Regions from separate parts of the Homo sapiens genome. Here region 1 is linked to region 2. A link is a loop called in an ENCODE intact Hi-C map of the cell type or tissue named here. Cell type or tissue: sigmoid colon. All regions are shown on one strand. Each heading gives the region's core, and the rest is flanking DNA. Links, peaks and the distances in the headings are about the cores only. Region 1 has its middle 79 kb from the start of RUNX2-AS1. Region 2 has its middle 14 kb from the start of RUNX2-AS1.

Evidence for each region. Hi-C counts contacts between places; a loop is a spot of excess contacts. Peaks named below come from ENCODE experiments on the same cell type or tissue, not always from the same donor. Only the 100,000 strongest peaks of a DNase experiment are listed, where the experiment ranks them.
Region 1: it touches region 2 in a loop (2.2-fold over the local background); 5 of 110 quality-filtered maps call a loop at or near these places.

The regions. Positions count from the first base shown.
Region 1 is chr6:45,653,507-45,657,902 of GRCh38, forward strand. No RefSeq gene overlaps it. Among named protein-coding and RNA genes, the nearest start is that of RUNX2-AS1, 79 kb to the left of the region's middle. RefSeq lists an enhancer at 2,190-3,389. In sigmoid colon, for the core only: no CTCF peak of the experiment used is centred there; DNase peaks (open chromatin) are centred at 2,424 and 2,674.
Region 2 is chr6:45,588,888-45,593,283 of GRCh38, forward strand. No RefSeq gene overlaps it. Among named protein-coding and RNA genes, the nearest start is that of RUNX2-AS1, 14 kb to the left of the region's middle. In sigmoid colon, for the core only: no CTCF peak of the experiment used is centred there; DNase peaks (open chromatin) are centred at 1,634 and 2,174; H3K27ac peaks cover 567 bases.

The sequences.
Region 1 (4,396 bases), core at 251-4,250, 65 kb after region 2:
AGGCACTGAGGTGGGAATGTGCTTGGTGCCTTCAAGGAATAGTTGGAGTAGGGTGAGCAATAAAGGGATGAGGTGTCTGGAAGTTGGGTGAGGACCATGGAGCTCTTGACCCAAACACTTGCCAGTGTTGCCAGTGGGAATGAGTGACCTGAGCCAGAAGGTTGGCTGTGAAATGCTTGGAGGTTGCAACACTTTGCTTATAATGCAGATGAGTGTAAGAGTGGTTCTGAAAGTGTCAGGCTCTAGACTTTACTTTCTCCCAACCTGCATCCACACAGTCTCAACAAAGCCATTTTACTAGAATTTGACACCCTGATGACTAAAAAACCAGACATCTTTGAGGAGGCATTAATGTTTAGTTAGAGTCCAGGACTGGGTAAGTAATCCTCATCCTCAGGAGCCTCCGGGGTGCTTAACCCATACCTGATCTATCATGTTCTCCATAGCAATTTATTTTATCAGCTCTTCCCATTCCCATTTTATAAACATTTATGGTAATGCCATATATAGATCTTTCAAGTGCTTGGACAAAATTGTGAATTAAGGTGTCAAACTTCTCCTCCACCTTTTTATTGTGGTAAAGTATACACAACATGAAATTTACTATTTTAACCATTTTTAAGTACATAGTTCTGTGGCATTAAGTACATTCACACAGTTGGGCAACCATCACCAGAACTTCATCCTTCCCAACAGAAGCTCTGTATCCTTTAAGCACTAACTCCCCCTCATTTTGCTTTCTGTCTCTATCAATTTGACCACTCCAGGAACTTCATACAAAAGAAATCATACAATGTTTTGTGTACTGGCCTTTGTGACTGGCTTATTTCACTTGGCAGAGGTCTCCAAGTTTATCCATCTTGTAGCATATATCAAAATTTCCTTCCTTTTTAAAGCTGAACAATATTCCATTGTATGTTTGTGCCACATTTTGTTTATTCTTTCATTCATGGATAGGCACTTGGGTTGCTTCCACCTTTTGACTCTCGTGAATAATATTGTTATGAACATGGGTGTACAGGTATCTGCTCTCACTTCTTTCTCTTCCCTTCTTTAAAGGTAGTCTTTGAGCAGAAGCACCTCTTGGCTGCTTGAATCCATCTGGATGGCTGCCCTTCTCCCTTGTCTTGACTTGGCTTTATTATCAATTGATGATGAAGTCTGTTTCTGATGAGCTCAACCCTCAGCCACCAGAAAATTAGGCTCTGAATGATATATACAGAAATAAATGTGTGATGACTTTTCTAATGTCACTCCTTGGGAAATCACTAGCACTGCTAGAAACAGAGACTAGGGATTTCCCCAGGGCTGGGCCTTCTCATTCTCAGATGGTGGCCCCTTAGGGGTCAAAGCCACAGAAGATGGCCAGTATTCTGCCTGGGAGAGTCAGTGGGCACCTCCCAGCCAGGGCTCCTGGACATCTCTTCGGAGATCCTGGTCCATTGGCTGCAGCAGAGCCTGGATGAAGCCAAGGCCGTGGTTTCAGCTGCCCCTGGGCCAACCCTCCTGACTCAGTGGCTATAGACTGCATTGCTACTCTCAGGCAGCTGACCTAAACAGCACTTGGACTTGAACAAACAAAATGAAAATTGTAAAAGAAATTTATAATAGAAAAAAATCACATGTTTTCAAAATAGAGGATGCCCAAATATGAGAGAGAATGGAATGAACTGAACAAACATGGGTGTTGGAATCAGCCAGATATAGATCAAGACATGGGTCTTATCAGCCATGGGGTTTGTGCAAGCCATCCAAATTCTGTGAGCCTCAGCTTCCCCATTTACAAATGGATATAGGGTCATTAAATGAAAAAAAAATAAAAAACATGAAACTTGCTTTTATTGAGCAGACCTTATTGCATATTAGAATCACCTGGAGAACTTTTAAAACCTAGGATGTCTGGGTATGACTCCTAGAGATACTGATTTAATTGGTCAGGGGCACCGATAGTGTTTATAAAACTCCCCAGGTGATTTTAATGTGCAGTCAAGGTGGCATATAACTGGCCTAGAGTGTAGCAGACCCTCCTCAAATATTAGCTTTCCTCAGTCCTCCTCCCATGCCTGCAAAAACTCTAGAAAGCACATGCCCTCCCTCACATGGAATAGCCTTGGCATCAGCTGCCTTGGTTCATATCACAGCTCTGTGCCAGTGACCAGGGTTCCTAACATAGCCGAGCCTCAATTTCCTCAATGGTAAGATGGGATTGATGACAGAAACCACTTCTAGTTTTCTGTGAAGATTAGAAGAGATAACGCATGGCTTGGAGTTAGAGAGTACACAATAAATGTCAGCTCTTATTGTGAGCATGGTCAGTGTCAAGTCAAGAATCCCATCATTTCCACTGCAGCCAGCCCTTCTCACCCCCTCCCTCCCCAAACCCCAAAGCAGAGAAACCAACCCTCCTGTTCCCTGCAGAGGGCTGGTCAGTTCCAGCTCTCCTGCTGAGCCATGTTCCTAGGAGATGCCTGGTGAGAACTTGGGATCAGATTGAGTCAGAGGTATTTGTAGACTTGACTCACCAGGTCTTAAAACCAGAAGATTGCCCTGTGGGTCTCATGACATTCCTGGAAAATAAAAGAAGTGAATATTATTGGGCTGAGTTCATCAGACACTCAGCCCTCCCTTTTGTATGCCGGTGCTTCTGAAGAGAGCAGGCAGCAACTTAGCCAAGTCTGAACCATCAAAGGCAATGGCCTGGTTGCAGTGCAGGGAGATGTTGCTTCTCCTGAAGACAGGTCTGTTCCTCTTTCCATTCCTCTTCTCTTCCAGTCCCCCAAGGCTATCGACTTTCTCCTCCTTCCAGGTTCCTGGGAAAATGTTTCTGAGGGCTGCCTCTGGTGAGGTGTGTCAGAGCTGAGCTATTTTCGAGGGCTGGGTGTGGGCTGGGAAGGGGCCACCCATATTCCAAAGAATAAGAAAGGGAAAGTTCCCCTTCTGGAGCCAGGATTTCTGGAACCTTGCACTGAAGCCCCAGCCAGGTAGGGGACCCATTTCTCTGAGGCCTTCTTTCCCCACACTGCGTCACATCCCTAACAATAGTAAGTCCTGTTGTTTCCACATCCCAACTATCTCTAGAATCTACTTCTCTGTATCTCCAGAGCCACAACCCTAGCAAAAGCCACTGCCATTTTATAATTTCTCACCTGCAACTGCAACCTCCTGTTTCTACTGTTTCTATTCTCTCTACCCTTGTCTTCCCAACCTGCCACCGGCAGGCAGGTAAAATTTTCAAAATATAAAACTGATCATGACACATACACGCATATGCACATTTAAGCTTAATACTCTTTCAAAGCTTCACATTGCTCTTGGGATAAAGGCAAAACCTCTAACAAGTCTGACAAGGTCATGTAGATCAAGATTTGGTTTGGCTATGAGTGACAGAAAACCCAAGTTAATAGGGGTTTGAATAGATAAGGTTTTCTTTTCTATGTGAAGAGTCTGCATTTCAACCAGTGAGGATTGGCACAGCAACTCCTTAAAGTGATGGGGGACTCAGACTACTTGAGTTATCTGCTCTGTCATCCTTAGTATGCAGTTTTCACTTCACAATCCAAGAGGGCTGCTTGAGCTCCAGCCATTGCAACCAAATCTCAGCTCACAGGAAGGAGGAATTGCACACAGCACTTCTACTTGCATCCTTCTGTGCAGAATTTAGTCACATGGCTACAGGTAGCTGAAAGAGAGGCTGGAAAATGTAATAATATTTTTTTCCAAGTGGCCATAGCCCACCAAAAATGGAGGAAGAAGGGGAGAATAGATATTGAGTGATAACTGGCAGTGTAAATCATATAGTACTCCTCTCCTGAGCATCATTATACCTCATGCCTTCTTCCCTTGGCTCTCTCCACTCCAGACACACTGGCTTTCTCCAGATGTTCCACACATTTGCAATACTCCCTCCTGCCATAGGCCCTTGCTCATGCTTCAGTGTTCTCTCCTCCCTCCTACTTAATTACTAATCCTTCAGAACTCCACTCAAGCAGAGTTCCCTCAAAGAACCTTCCAGAGGTCAGATCCTCATATTTAGAAGGGATTTTTTATCCTCCTCTTGTATGTTTAGCTTATAACATGTAGATTCTGTCACTGTTGCAATCACACATTTGTTTTGTATGACTATTTTCTGCACATCATCTGTCCCATGATGAGGACAGAATTTAGGCTTGGTTTTGTGCACTATGGAGCATCCTGCCTGGCACACAGTAGGTGCTCAATAAGTATTTCTTGAATGAATCAATGAATAAATTTAGATATTACCTAAAATGTATTAAAGGGGGACCAAGAATTAGGCAAAGGGTTTTCCTGGGGCAAGTCATAGGGAGTGGCTGAGAGGGGTTGGGAGATGCATTCTAAATAGTCCATCCAAATCTAGTAGGCTTTAGGTGTGGCAGAG
Region 2 (4,396 bases), core at 286-4,285:
TCAGGCTCAATGTGATGGGGTTGATCAGGAGAGGGACAACAGGGTGTTGGCAAACCTTCTGTAAATAGCCAGATAGTTAATATTTGCAGGTCCTATTATCTCTGTTACAACTACTCTACTGTGCTGTCATACTGTGAAAGCAGCCAGAGGCAATATGTAAACGAGTGAGCATGGCTGTGTTCCAATAAAACTTATGGGCATTGAAATTTAAATTTCCTATAAGTTTTTCATGTCACAAAGTATTCTTCTTTCAATTTTATATTAAAAAAAAACCAATTCTTAGCTTGTGGACCATACAAAAACAGGTGGTAGGCTAGATTTGGTCCATGGACCACCGTTTGCAGACTTTTGGGGGTGATGTCACAGGACGAAGGAAAAGACCAGAGGCAAGAGAAACCTTGGCAAGTTAAAGAGCTAATGGAAGGGTGTGATAGATCATTGAGTGGGAGGCTGGAGGTGAGGCGTGCTCCTGGAGAGGCTTCAGACACCCATAGCTCGGCTCCATGTGCCACTGAAAGGTTGGGAGTAGTGGAGAGAGATCAGCTGGAATGGACTTCAGAAGAGGATCCATTCTGGGATTATACCAACATTCAAACCATTGCTCAAACTATGTTAGGCCAGAAAGTCTGGTTTCAGGTTCTTCTGAACTCCTTCAAGAAGAAAGAGCAACACACAGGAAAACAATGCCCCGCCTTGAGAACACCCAAGATTTAACACAAATAATCATCTTGAGGTTGGAGTGTGAGAGGTTTACATAAATAACTTCACCAATAGGGTGGATGGTCTATGGCGTCCTTGCAAAGTCAGCTGTGGCAGTCTATTCCTCCCCCTACCCTCCTTATAATGATACTCCTTTCTACTCATTTTTGGTCTCCTCTTCCCACATCCCATTGGTGTTGTGTTCCCATCACTCCCACTTACCTCATCCCCAGCTCTCTTGAGTGCAGAATCAGATCACCTTGCCTAAATGGCACTGCTACTGTCTTGATTGGTCTCATCCTGATTTAAATGCTACCTTGAAACCTTTGTAAATAGAGGTTCACTATTTCCTTAGTTATTTCGTCCCCCACTTCCCACACCTCCTTGTGACACCAGGCTGCAAGTGTATGCAATAACCTGGACTGGACTGGGCAGAGGAAAGATTATGTTTACTCTCACTTAATTATATTTTACTGAAATTAAATGTGTACCTCAATGAAACATGACACATCACAAAATCTAAGCAGACTGTTTTTCTACACCTAGTACCTGATCTTAGCCTGGTTTCTTGCACCTTTTTCCAGATTTCCTGGACATGGTGTTTTGGTGCAATACCTACCTATTTTAACTCCATCTCTCTTCCAACTGCAAGAAGGCTTTGGCTTTCAGCATTTGGAGTTTAAGATTTGATTACTCATCCAGGGGAAATATTCAGAAGTGATCTCATAGGCATGATTTGCACCTTGCAAGCTTGCTTAGAATATTAAGCAGGGGGTTTTCCAAGTAGACTTGCCTCACTGTCCTGTTTGCAGGCCTAAATTATGAAGCAATTAATATACAGCACATAAAACTGTCCAGTCTGTTTGTTCTTGCTGTCATATCGTCAGTAATGATGGCAGGAACTGACTAATGAACCGGCCCAAGTATCTATGTACACTGAGAAAGAGAGAGGAAGAAAGGGGGCCAGTGGCAGAGAGCACGCAGAACAAGTATAACTCATATTTCTCAAAGAGCACGACTCTTCCATTTCCTAATGCTTTTCTCATGAATAGTTTGGGTCTTTTTTTTTTTAAAGTCTTTATGAAATTTAAGCCCTGTTTCCCATTTCACTGAAAAACCTTTAAGAAAAGACATTTTTCATACTTAAGACTTTTTCAAATCTCTCCTAACCAGTTACACTCTGTATTGTATCTTTCGTAGCTGGCAGCCATCCAGCGACAATCCTTAAAAATCCCTTTACAGTTTTAGAGGAAAATACAAGCTCTCATTTACCACTGGATCGAGTCAGAAAATAAAAGCTTAATGCCTTGACAGGCCTGGATATTTTTTTGAGGCCTAAGTCTGATTTATGGCAGTAGCCGGCAAACCAGGCTGGTGAAATATTTGCTGCTGCTCCTAGGGATATGGAAAAATGAAGTGTGAAGTTCTGGGGAGAGCAGGCCACAGCCTTCCAGTCACTAAACACTCCCACCAAGTTGGCAGGGGAACAGAGCCCTGGGCTGCAAGATGAACCTCAAAGGAAAAGGGAGGAGAAAAGGACTGCGCACCGTGTCAAAATACTGCCAAGGCTTAACGCTCACCATACATTTTGTGACCTGGGGTAGGATGTTTATGAGGGGGGTTTAGGGAGGAAAGAGAAGAGAAACATTTTCTTCCTTCTTTATTTATTCTATTTTCTTTACAGCTTCCCTGTAGGGGTTTCAGTCCAAGTAGAAGAAATTAAGAGCAACAACAGGAATGTAGGAAGTTGCTTAAGCCCCCATCATAAAATTGTTCAGATCGAAAAATATGATCTGGTTAGAAAGAAAGCACTGGCCTGCCTTAGGGCTTGCAGCTTCAAGGTGGGGTGACAGACCCACTTCCCCACACCATGGGTCCCCAGATCTGAGAGCATGGAAGTTGAGATTTTCATTCCCATGAAAAGGGAATTTCCTAGAGGTAGAAGTGAGGTGAGTTTTCTCCCCTAGAATTTTGTTGAAGTGAGTCATCACAAATGCACAAGCCAGGCAAAACACTTGGTGTTTTTATTTTTTCTTTCCTTTATGTAAAAAAAAAGTATGTATATATATAAAACAGTTAATATCCACTGTTTAGATTTGTTTTTAATTTTAGGTTTCTGAAGTAGAGTCTTGGATACCCGTGCTTGTCTCAAAGAGCTTTATCTGTACTTGGTGTTATTCACAGAGGAGATGAGTGGAGCCCCCACAGAAAAGCAGGGGTTGATTTTAGTTGTTTTCTGAAGTGCAAAAAAGTTCTCTTCTAGTTGATATTTTTGATAAACAAAGGCAAAAAAGGGCAAAGATGGAAAACATGCATCTCATTTTCTCCTCACACGAACTTATCTTCGGAAGATCAGTTTCAAAATCTGATTCATTTGAGGGTTGAATAAGGGTTTTTTTTGTTTTTTGTTTTTGTTTTTTTTTAAATAACAGCACTTCTGTCTGCTAGGCAGAGATTTATGTTCCTGTGAAGTCTTGGGTCAGTTAAAGCCGTCTCAGTAATTACAGAAATGTTTATATCCATGTGCAGTCATCCCCCTTCCCCTCACTAAATCACTAATAAACACACCTACTCTCACTCAAACAGACTCCCAGACTCACCTAACGCCCCCACAAAAACTATCTCACTCATTTACTCCCTTATCACAAAGTTAAACGTAGAGGTAATTCAAGTCAATAAATATTTATTGATGCCTACCATGTATAAGGCACTGTTAGGCAATGCAGGGGATCAGGGTCGGGGGCTGCGGGTGGAATACAAAAGCAAGATTCTGGTCCCAGGCTTCAAGATATTTGCAATTTAATGGAGGAGGAAACTGGACTTTGATCCATTTGCCTTTTAGTAAAACCTACATTTTAAAAACAATAAAATGTGCCTTTGTTTTTTCTACATGGACAGAGAAGAGGAAGAAATAGGGGTCTGGAGAAACGGAGCGGACTTACTTGCCCCATGCCACAAACAGTAATAGCAAATATGATTGGGCTTGTCGTATGTGCTGGGTGTGAGGCTTAGCACTTCCGATGCCTAATCTCATTCAGTTCTTCACAATTCACTGAGAGGTAGGCTCATCCTTCAACAGATGAGAAAACTGAGGCAAAGGGCAGTTAAGTAACTTGTCTAAGATTATAGAGCAAGGAAGTGTGTGGCTGAGGTTCACAACCCTTTTCAGAACTCTCTTGGTCCCATCATTAACCTGAGATTTAAAACTTTTGTCTCCTTCCTCCTGGTCCAGTGATTTTCCTATCTGTCTCTGGTCCCCAAGCCTGTGATGATGAGTTGGAATTTAGAAAAGCAACAACAACAACAGACACACACACAACATTTTACCTTTTCATTTATTTTGAAGGGGCTTGGAGTGCAGAGGCTATGGAGTGCTTTGCAAACTATTTTTGTTTATTTGAAAGCACCTAGATTTCAGCCTTAAGGAGGTTTGTAAATACTTGTAGAAAAATTGAAGATGGTCATTTCCTAGCCATCCTTCTTGGAAAAAAATCTGTTTTAGGAAACTGACTAATCCAGGGCTTGTACAAGGGTGACCAGACCTCCAGCGTGGCTGCCCTGGTTTTTGGTAACCGATGTGCTGAAAGAGATCATCAAGCTCTGAATTTCCTCAATGGTGACTACCACACACATACAGGCCTTAAAACACATACCCACAGTTCAAATATTTTAGCAAATGTCCTGGCTTTCCTCCACC